Linked DNA regions of Mus musculus: region 2 is linked to region 1. The links are chromatin contacts, found by Hi-C or POLR2A ChIA-PET in ENCODE. All regions are on one chromosome and are shown on one strand. Each heading gives the region's core, a stretch centred on a gene start or an enhancer-like site at or near the end of the contact. The rest is flanking DNA. Distances are from core to core; before and after follow the strand shown. Region 1 holds the start of Smarcb1 (SWI/SNF related, matrix associated, actin dependent regulator of chromatin, subfamily b, member 1). Region 2 holds the start of Prss57 (protease, serine 57).

Region 1 (4,516 bases), core at 670-3,169:
ATAAACAAACAAACAAAAAAAGAGTAAGAAAGAAAGAAAAAAAAATAAGCCACATAAACTGGGTGTAGTGACACCAAGTGCTTTGATCCTGGCACTCAGAGGCAGGAGGATTTCTGTGAGTTCAAGTGCCAGGTCTACAAAGTGGAGCTACAAGGCAGCCAGTTACACGATGAGATCTTGTCTCAAAAAGAAGGGGGGATGGGGCTGGTGAGATGGCTCACCAGTTAAAAGCACTGACTGCTTTTCTGAAGGTCCCGAGTTCAATTCCCAGCAACCACGTGGTGGCTCACAACCACCTGTAATGAGATTTGATGCTCTCTTCTGGGGTGTCTGAAGACCGCTACAGTGTACTCATAGACATAAAATAAATAAATAAATAAATAAATCGAAAAGAAAAGAAAAGAAAAGAAAAGGAAGGAAGAAAGAAAGAGAGGAGGGGAGGAGAGACATAAACTGGTTGGGGGTTGCCCTTAGATGGAATGAAGTTAGTTTGAGATAGACAATCTGCACCAAAAAAAAAAAAAAAAAAAAAAAAGGTAGAAAGAAAGAAATTTCAGCTGAGCAGTGGTGGCACACGCCTTTAATCCCAGCACTCAGGAGGCAGAGGCAGGCACATTTCTGCCAGCCTGGTCTACAGAGTGAGTTCCAGGACAGCCAGGGCTACACAGAGAAACTGTCTCGAAGAAGAAAAAGAAAAGAAAAACAAAAAAAACAAAAAAACACAAAGATTTGGCTGGTCTCTAGGGTTAATTGAAGGGATTTTCTAAGGTTGTGGTTCTCAACCTTCCTAATGCTGTGACCCTTTAATACAGTTTCTCATGTTGTAATGACCCCCTCCACCATAAACTTTTTTCGTTGCTACTTCATAACTCTAATTTTTGCTACAGTTACGAATCATAATGTAAATACCTAATATGCAGGATCTTTGATATGCGACCCCTGTGAAAAGGGTAGTGGCTGGCGCACAGGTGCGATCCTAAGGAACCCTGTCCACCTGACTGCACAGAAGCTGTCTCTTCTAGCTCTGGGTTCTGGGTTAGCGACCCTTCAGATTTATCCCCTATAAAAACTCAAAATTAGTTCACTGATCTCCAAAACGTTAGTGCTTCCGACCTCAGGGCCTCAATCCACTCAAAAGCAAACATGTCCAATCACTTTCTAAACATCATAAAAGCTCTCTGCAGTCCACCTCGCAAGCAACAACACAAAGGGGAAGAGGCTTTCCTAAGCTTCGGGCTTACAAGTAGAGATTTCGAGACCGGGGCAGTGGGGTGCACGAGAGCTGCCAAAGGGTTCAAGGGCAGTGTTGCACCTCCACTTCCAAGCGCCCAGGGGCTTCCCGAACATCCTTTCCCCATCTGCCTAGAGTGTACCGGCTCGACGCTCTAAGCTAGGACAGATGCTTAGGGTCTGAACAACGTTAAGTGGGTAAAGAAAACCCAGGACGGTCCAGGCGGGACCGGCCACGCCCACCAGGCCACGCCCCAGCTGCGAGCACGCGCCCGCCTCCGCGATGAATGGAGGCGCGCTCTCGGGGAGCACTAGCCCGCCCCGGGACTCGAGCCGGCCAGCCGCTGCCCGGGAAGCCGAGAACGCGCCGCGGGCTACCTCGGAGCCGATCATGTAGAACTCCCCGTCGTCCTCCAGCTGAAACTTGACGGGCTTCTGCCCGAAGGTCTTGCTCAACGCCATCATCATCATGGCGGCGGGGGAAACCGGCAGCCGGGGTCGAGCTGGAAAGAATCCGGTGGGCTAGGGCGGGGCCGAGGCGCGTCGGACCGAAAGGAACGGAGGCCTGGAGGTGAAGGTCGGGCAGGGCAAGCCGGGCGAACCGGGCGAGCGCTCGTGTCACTACTGGGCTCCTTGGCCGTCTCTGCAACGAGCAGGCCGCCCTCGGTGCGCATGCGTGGAGAAGCTGACGCTAACGTGCGCGCCGCAGCCTGCGCGACTCAAGGCCGAGCGCGTTCCCGCAAGCCCTTAAAGGGACCCGAGTTCTTTTTTGCTTCCTAGGCTTCCTCCCTGGGCGGGTAAGGAGGAAAACCTCTCAGCGACCGAAATAGCCACTGAGGCCCTGACTCAGGCGGTAGCTTTCCTAGTCGCATAGCCAGAGCTGGCACTCCGCCCCGGGATGAAGGAAAAAAATGAGACGTTAAGCGAGGAGAAGGACCGCTCTATCTGGAAGCCCGAGGGAAGCTGGGTGGGCATGGCGACCCCACGCTAGCGCCTCAGGTTTTCCACCCGAAAGTGCGTTAGGAATAGCTAGCTATCCACTCCAGGCCAACAGCAGTTCCCGAGGCAGTAGGGATGGGAAGAATGACAATACTGGATGGAGGTTGGTACTATTCAAAGATCTAGGTGATGTGCCAGATGAACGGGAGGAGGCACTTGCATTCCTTCCTTACCTCTGCAAGCTTGGTGCCCACAAGCCCAGCCCTGGTCTGTGCCTCTGCCCGCCTTGGGGCATAACAGCCCCGAGAGAAGACAGTGCTTCTGGAACGTGTCCAAGCAGTCCACCCCCTGTTGAACAGAGCCGTGACTCCAAAATGTTTAATGTTTATTGTAGCACTATTACAGGAGCTTAAGTTATAGCCTAGCCTAGGTAGCTATTCAACAATAGAGGAATGGATGAAGAAAATGTAGTCTAGGCTGGGTGTGGTGGTGCAAGCTTTTAGCTTCAGTTCCAAGACAGTCAGGGATATGTTGAGCAACTCTGTCCCAGAAAACAAAAAAGAGTGTGAAATGTGTGTACATGTGTTTTTTGTTTTTCAGCCACAAAAGTGAAATTACATTGTTTTCAGGAAAATGGATGCAACTAAGATATCATATTAAACAAATCAGGCCAGTCTCAGAAAGACAAATACGTTTTCTCTCATTTGTGCTTTCTAGATTTTCCTTAGATACATAAAATATGTATTCCACAGAACATTAAAGTAAAAGTGACATTGTGTATGGGAGCAAAGGGACTAACAACCTAGTGTAGGGGAGGTGGGGGCATGGTGGGATGTGCAAAATACAAACACTTCTCTGAAAGCAGCAGGACAAACAGTGGCCAGCTTCATAAGGGTCAGTCTAATGAGACTGCAATTGTGACTGGGGTCATGATGAAGGAGATGTTAAAGAACTAGGAAAGGCTGTGGTAACCAGGAGTTTGCCCACTGATCTCACAGCCATGGGAACCAGAGGGTTAAGGGCCAGGGGTGGCTCACACTTTTAATCCCAGAACTCCAGAGTCATAGGCAGGCAGACCTCTGTGGGTCCCAGGACAGTCAGGGATGTATAATGAGACCATGCCTCCCTCAGCTCCCACCCCCAGTAGTTAGGCATGATCTGATAAAATGATACTGCTTTTGCTGAGACAGCCAGTCAGTTAGAAAGCCACTGTGGGTATACCTCTATTTGTTCAGGAATGGGACAGGAGAGACTCTAAATATGGGTCCTAGCCCCAGGGAAACAGTCTTGGGGCACAAAGGCTCTAACCCTTACTCCCAAATCTTGACTGCAAATTGCAAAGAAAAACAGACAGGCGCTTAGAAAACACTCATGTTTAATGACAGTCTTGGCTTTTTTGGGTTTTGTTTTTTGTTTTTTTAAAAAAGTCTTTATACACTGTATACACATGTACATGGCTTAGAGGGTACCTGTGCTAGGAAGAGGGCCCCAGAAAGAAATGGCCTGGGGCAAGGCTGTGAGGTATGTGGGGCCTTTGAGGTTCCGTGTCTCTGGGAGGAAGCAGCTGCCTCCTTGGCTGGCTGTGTACCTTTTGGCCTGAGTTCCAGGAAGCACTTGTCTGAATCACCTGCCAGAATATGATCAGTTCACTATCTCTCCAGAGCTGACTTACCAGGAAAGATACTGGTCCAGTTGCTTAGCAGGGGCAGCATGGTACCCTGGGCATCTCATTACCAACACCACTCCCAACAGGAACCTCATTGCAGGTGATTCCTGAGTTTGTGTGGGGGTTCTACTTTGAGGGACAGAGATGGAGACCTTGGGCAACCAGGCTGACTGTGGATTATTGGTAGCTGAAATATTGCCAGCCCAAAACCTCCCTTATTTTTAAGTAACACCAAAGCCTTTGCCTAGTCTGAGACAATTGTTGGCAGGTGACCATGACCAGCATGGTCGTTCCTACAAACAGTGGCTGCACCCCAACCCACTCCCCTGAGGAGACATAGGCCCTGTCTGTCCCATGCCTGAAGCCCAGAGCCACAGATATGGCTGTGGGTCTCTTACATGATCTAAGTGCCCTGGCAGGAGTCAGTACCCCTGAATGCATCCAAAGTGTTGTCAGCGGAAAGTATTGGCAGGCTCAGCACAGTCAAAGAAGTCAGGACCTACGGGGCGAGGAAAGCCTTCTAGGACCTTCACCTTCACGGGATCAAACTTCCAGTAGAGATGGCCACGAAGGAAGTAGGCATAGCCTGAAAAGAGAAGGACATCAGTCAGCCAGTGGATACTAAGCTCTGCACGAGCCTAGGGACACACACCATGCAGGCCTTGGTCACTAGTGAATTCT
Region 2 (4,107 bases), core at 1,578-4,077, 3.9 Mb after region 1:
CTCAGAAATCCGCCTGCCTCTGCCTCCCGAGTGCTGGGATTAAAGGCGTACGCCACTGCGCCCAGCCATAATACTATTTTGTAGCACTGAGTATAAAACTCAAAAACCTCCCAGGCTGGAGAGATGACTCAGCAGTTAAGACCACTGACTGCTCTTCTGGAGGTCCTGAGTTCAATTCCCAGCAACCACACATCTGTAATGGGATCCAGGGCCCTCTTCTAGTGTGTCTGAAGAGAGCAGCGGTGTACTCATGTACATAAAAATAAATAAACAGCCAGGCAGTGGTGGCACAACCCTTTAATCCCAGCACTTGGGAGGCAGAGGCAGGCGGATTTCTGAGTTCAAGGCCAGCCTGGTCTACAGAGTGAGTTCCAGGACAGCCAGGGCTACACAGAGAAACCCTGTCTCGAAAACCCAAAATAAATAAATAAATAAATAAATAAAATACATCTTTTAAAAAAAAAGAATTTAAGGGGCTAGAGAGATGGCTCAGTGGTTAAAAGCACTGACTGCTCTTCCAGAGGTCCTGAGTTCAATTCCCAGCAACCACATGGTGGCTCACAGCCATCTGTAATGGGATCTGATGCCCTCTTCTGGTGTGTCTGAAGACAGCTCCAGTGTACTCACGTGCATAAGATAAATAATAAATCTTTAAAAAAGAAAAGTGAATTTAAAATAAATAAATCTTAAAAAAAACCAAACAACCCTAAAAACCTCATGCTTCTCACTGAGCAAGCACTCTACCTGACCCCATCCCCACCCCTCACTGAGGGTTCTAGGCAAGGGCTCCACAAATGGGCAACACCCCCAGACTCTCACTTGGGGATTCTATGCGGGGCTCCATCCCTGAGCCACACTCCAGTTAAGACCTCTACTATTTAACTACTATCCTATAACTGTCTGTCTGTCTGCCTATGGAGACATGGTTCCAGACTGTAGCTAACACTGAGCTTCATTTTTCCATCCCCCTGAGCCAGCCTCTGGGTAGCTGGAGTCCCCGGACTGTGCTGCTCTCCCCACAGTTAATGTGAGTCCAAACAGTAGCACATGTCGCTTGTGTCGAAGATGATCATAGTTATTATGTTTGATTGTTATCACCAGAAGTGCCCGGGCGTGGGGGTAGAGAGTTGGTCCTGTCTGTGTCACATCCTGGCTTCCTGATGGCCTTAAGTTTATCCCTCAGTGGCCCCAGCATGTCACCTGTCACTGAAGCAATGGGCAGCTGACACCACCCAATGGGTATGAATCAGGAAGCCTCCACAGTAGTGATGGCCCTCGAAGCTCACAGAGGCCATATAGGGCCGGGAATGTGGCGTTACCTCATGGCCTCCAACAATGTAGGACCCACAGCAACCTGGAAGAGGTGGGGCAATGTGAGAGACAAGGACAGGACAGGTAAATCAAGGGCAATGGAGCACAGCCCTGGCAGGGAGTAGGGGTGGAGGCTGGGCTGAGAGGAAGGGGCAAACCTAGAGGGAGGCATCCAGGAAGCAAAGGCAGGAGGATCTCTGTGGGTTCAGAGTCAGCCTGGTCTACATGGAGAGTTACAGGCCAGCCAGGGCTACATGATGAGACCTCGCCTAAGAGTGAGTGTGTGTGTGTGTGTGAGAGAGAGAGAGACAGACAGACAGACAGACAGAGACAGAGACAGAGACAGAGACAGAGACAGAGACAGAGACAGAGACAGAGACAGAGATGAGACAGACAGACAAAGCCAGTCCCAGGCACCCTCAGCACCACATAAGCATGGTGTAGCAGTGCAGGCCTGCTGTTTCAGAACTCTGGAAGTGGAGGCAGGAGGATCAGGAATTCAAGGTGATTCCCTTTTCAGCTGCCCAGCTATTTCAAGGTGCCTGGACCACGAGAAACCCACTTTACTTAAGAGAAATAGAGGGGACCAAGTGGTGGGGCACACCTTTAATCCCAGTGCTTGGGAGGCAAAGGCAGGCAGATTTCTGAGTTCGAGACCAGCCTGGTCTACAAAGTGAGTTCCAGTACAGCCAGGGCTACACAGAGAAACCCTGTCTTGAAAGCAAACAGATAGACAGACATGGATGGATGGATGGATGGATGGATGGATAGATAGATAGATAGATAGATAATTAAAGACTGAGGCTAGGAGACCTTTTGGGCCTGTGATAGGTTCAGCAGGCAAAGGCACATGCTACCAAGCTTGACAATCTGAGTTTAATCCCAGGAACCCCTATGGTAGAAGGACAGAATCGACCCCTGCAAGTTTTCCACTGGTTGTGACAAGCACTATCTACATGTACTCTCTCAAAATAAATAAATGTAATTTTTAAAAAATAGGAGGCTTGGAGAAATGGCTCGTTATTTAAAACCCCTGGCTGGTCTTACTGAGGACTTAGATTCTAATGCCAGCATCTACATGATTGTTGGAACCGACTGTAAATTCCAGGGGATCTGATGCCACCTTCTGGTTCCTCCAGGTACTGCAGGCATGCAAACATACAGGCAAAACACTAATACACACAAAAATAAAAACAAAACAAAACAAAAGCTAGGAAGCCCAGTCTCCACGATCTTGTACCTGAGGTGGCTGAAGTCCCTACTGGCTGCCCCACCCCCACCCCATAGCCTCCTGCCTGAGCAAGAGTACACGTGCATCCTGTGTGGGAGCCTGGTCACCTTGGGTAGGGTCTAATGGCCATTTGGAGTTCTCACCAGGGAGCCACATGAGCTGGGTCAGGGCAGCTGCTGTAGTCAGCACCAGACAGTGCCAGCCTCCTCTTGTCCCAGGCACCATAGCTGTAGAGGATGGCATCTTTCTGGTGAGGTCTGCAGGTGCAGGAGGCACCCAACGGTTCAGTCCAGAAAGTTGTTCCGGGTCTGTGGTCTGTGGTCAGAAGGTGGAGCAGGCACTTCTGGAAATCAGGGGAGGCCACGTTACTGTTTCTTGTCTCCAACTGTGCTGCTCATGAAAACCCAGAAGTTTAGAAACAAGATTGGTTTGTGAGCTCAAACTCCCCTTGTACCTTCCTACTAGATTATCTGGCCACTGAACGCATTCAGACCTTCTCAGGGGACAGTCATCCTGGAAGCACCAACTCTGCTTATCTGTCTGTCCCCAGCCAGGTAGCCCAGGAGCAAGCACCTTGACCCTTGACCTCAGTTTCCCCATCATGAACCTGAGGTCAGTGAGGACCATAAAGCTAGTTCTTTGGGGAGGGCTCTGAGTTGGGCTGACTTTATTGCTTTTACTGAGGTCCTACTGTATACCATACTTCCTTGGAAGAACTGGGGACATAGCAGAGAGTGACCCTAAGGTCTGGAGTCCAGAGACCACCCATCAGGATATGTGCTGGGCTTGGGTTTCCTCGTGGTGGGGACCTTTGGGAGAGAAAGTTCAGTTATCTGGCCTCTAATTCAATACGCTCTTGAACTAGCTATCCAGCTGAGAATAGCCCTGAACGCCTGCCTGCCTCTCCCTCCTCTATCCTCCAAGTGCTAAGGCCACAGGTGTTGTCTACCATGGACCCACGTAAGGTGGGAACATAAGCTTCCCCTAGGTTGTGAGATGGAGCCCAGAGCACACACTGGCTGGGCTTGTACTGGTCCATGCTTGTTAGCAGATGCTGCAGCTTTAATTAAGTCTGCTACAGGCTATGCCCTAGTTGGCCTGTAGGACCCACCCCAGGGCTGATGCAAATGGTAGGTACCTAAGAGCAGAGAGGGGCTTGGGTGAACTCAGGGTGCACAGTGGTCCCAGACAGCTCAGGAAGGGGAGAGGGCTCAGGGTCAGCAAGGGCATCCTGCAGGAGAAGGCACTGTTGTCTTAGCAACAACCTCCCAAAAGGGTCACTCCATCCCCCACTGAGGATGCAGGGGGAAGCTCTGCACCATTGGCCTTTGAGGGAGCCAGGGCTCAGGAAGGTAGTAGTGACCAGACACAGAGCAGGAGGGGAAGGAGGGAGAGACCCCAGAGAGCCAGGGCCAGAGGAACATAAGAGAGTAACAGAAACAGGTGAAGGTGGAATGAGACAGAGAGGGAGGGGAAGACAAAGACAGAGATAAGGACAGAAAGAAAGCCAAGCCTGAAGAGGATGCATACCTTTAACTCCAGCTCTCTGGAGACACTGGCAGATG

The links. Hi-C counts contacts between places; a loop is a spot of excess contacts on that map. ChIA-PET counts read pairs that join two places held with the same protein, here RNA polymerase II (POLR2A).
Region 2: a loop to region 1 is called in a map of T-helper 17 cell, with 5 times the contacts of the local background. The contact joins the promoter of Prss57 here to the promoter of Smarcb1 in region 1. A Hi-C loop is called at or near these places in 1 of 37 maps with a recorded cell type or tissue (T-helper 17 cell). POLR2A ChIA-PET finds 5 or more read pairs at or near these places in 1 of 5 experiments (embryonic stem cell).

The regions. Positions count from the first base shown.
Region 1 is chr10:75,919,695-75,924,210 of GRCm38, forward strand. Smarcb1 (SWI/SNF related, matrix associated, actin dependent regulator of chromatin, subfamily b, member 1) reads right to left here and starts at 1,920. Exons shown (of 9, transcript NM_011418.2): 1 at 1,609-1,920. The coding sequence starts at 1,701. Mmp11 (matrix metallopeptidase 11) reads right to left here. Exons shown (of 8, transcript NM_008606.3): 8 at 3,528-4,421. The coding sequence ends at 4,288.
Region 2 is chr10:79,786,158-79,790,264 of GRCm38, forward strand. Prss57 (protease, serine 57) reads right to left here and starts at 2,828. Exons shown (of 5, transcript NM_001042710.1): 1 at 2,686-2,828; 2 at 1,201-1,354. The coding sequence starts at 2,785.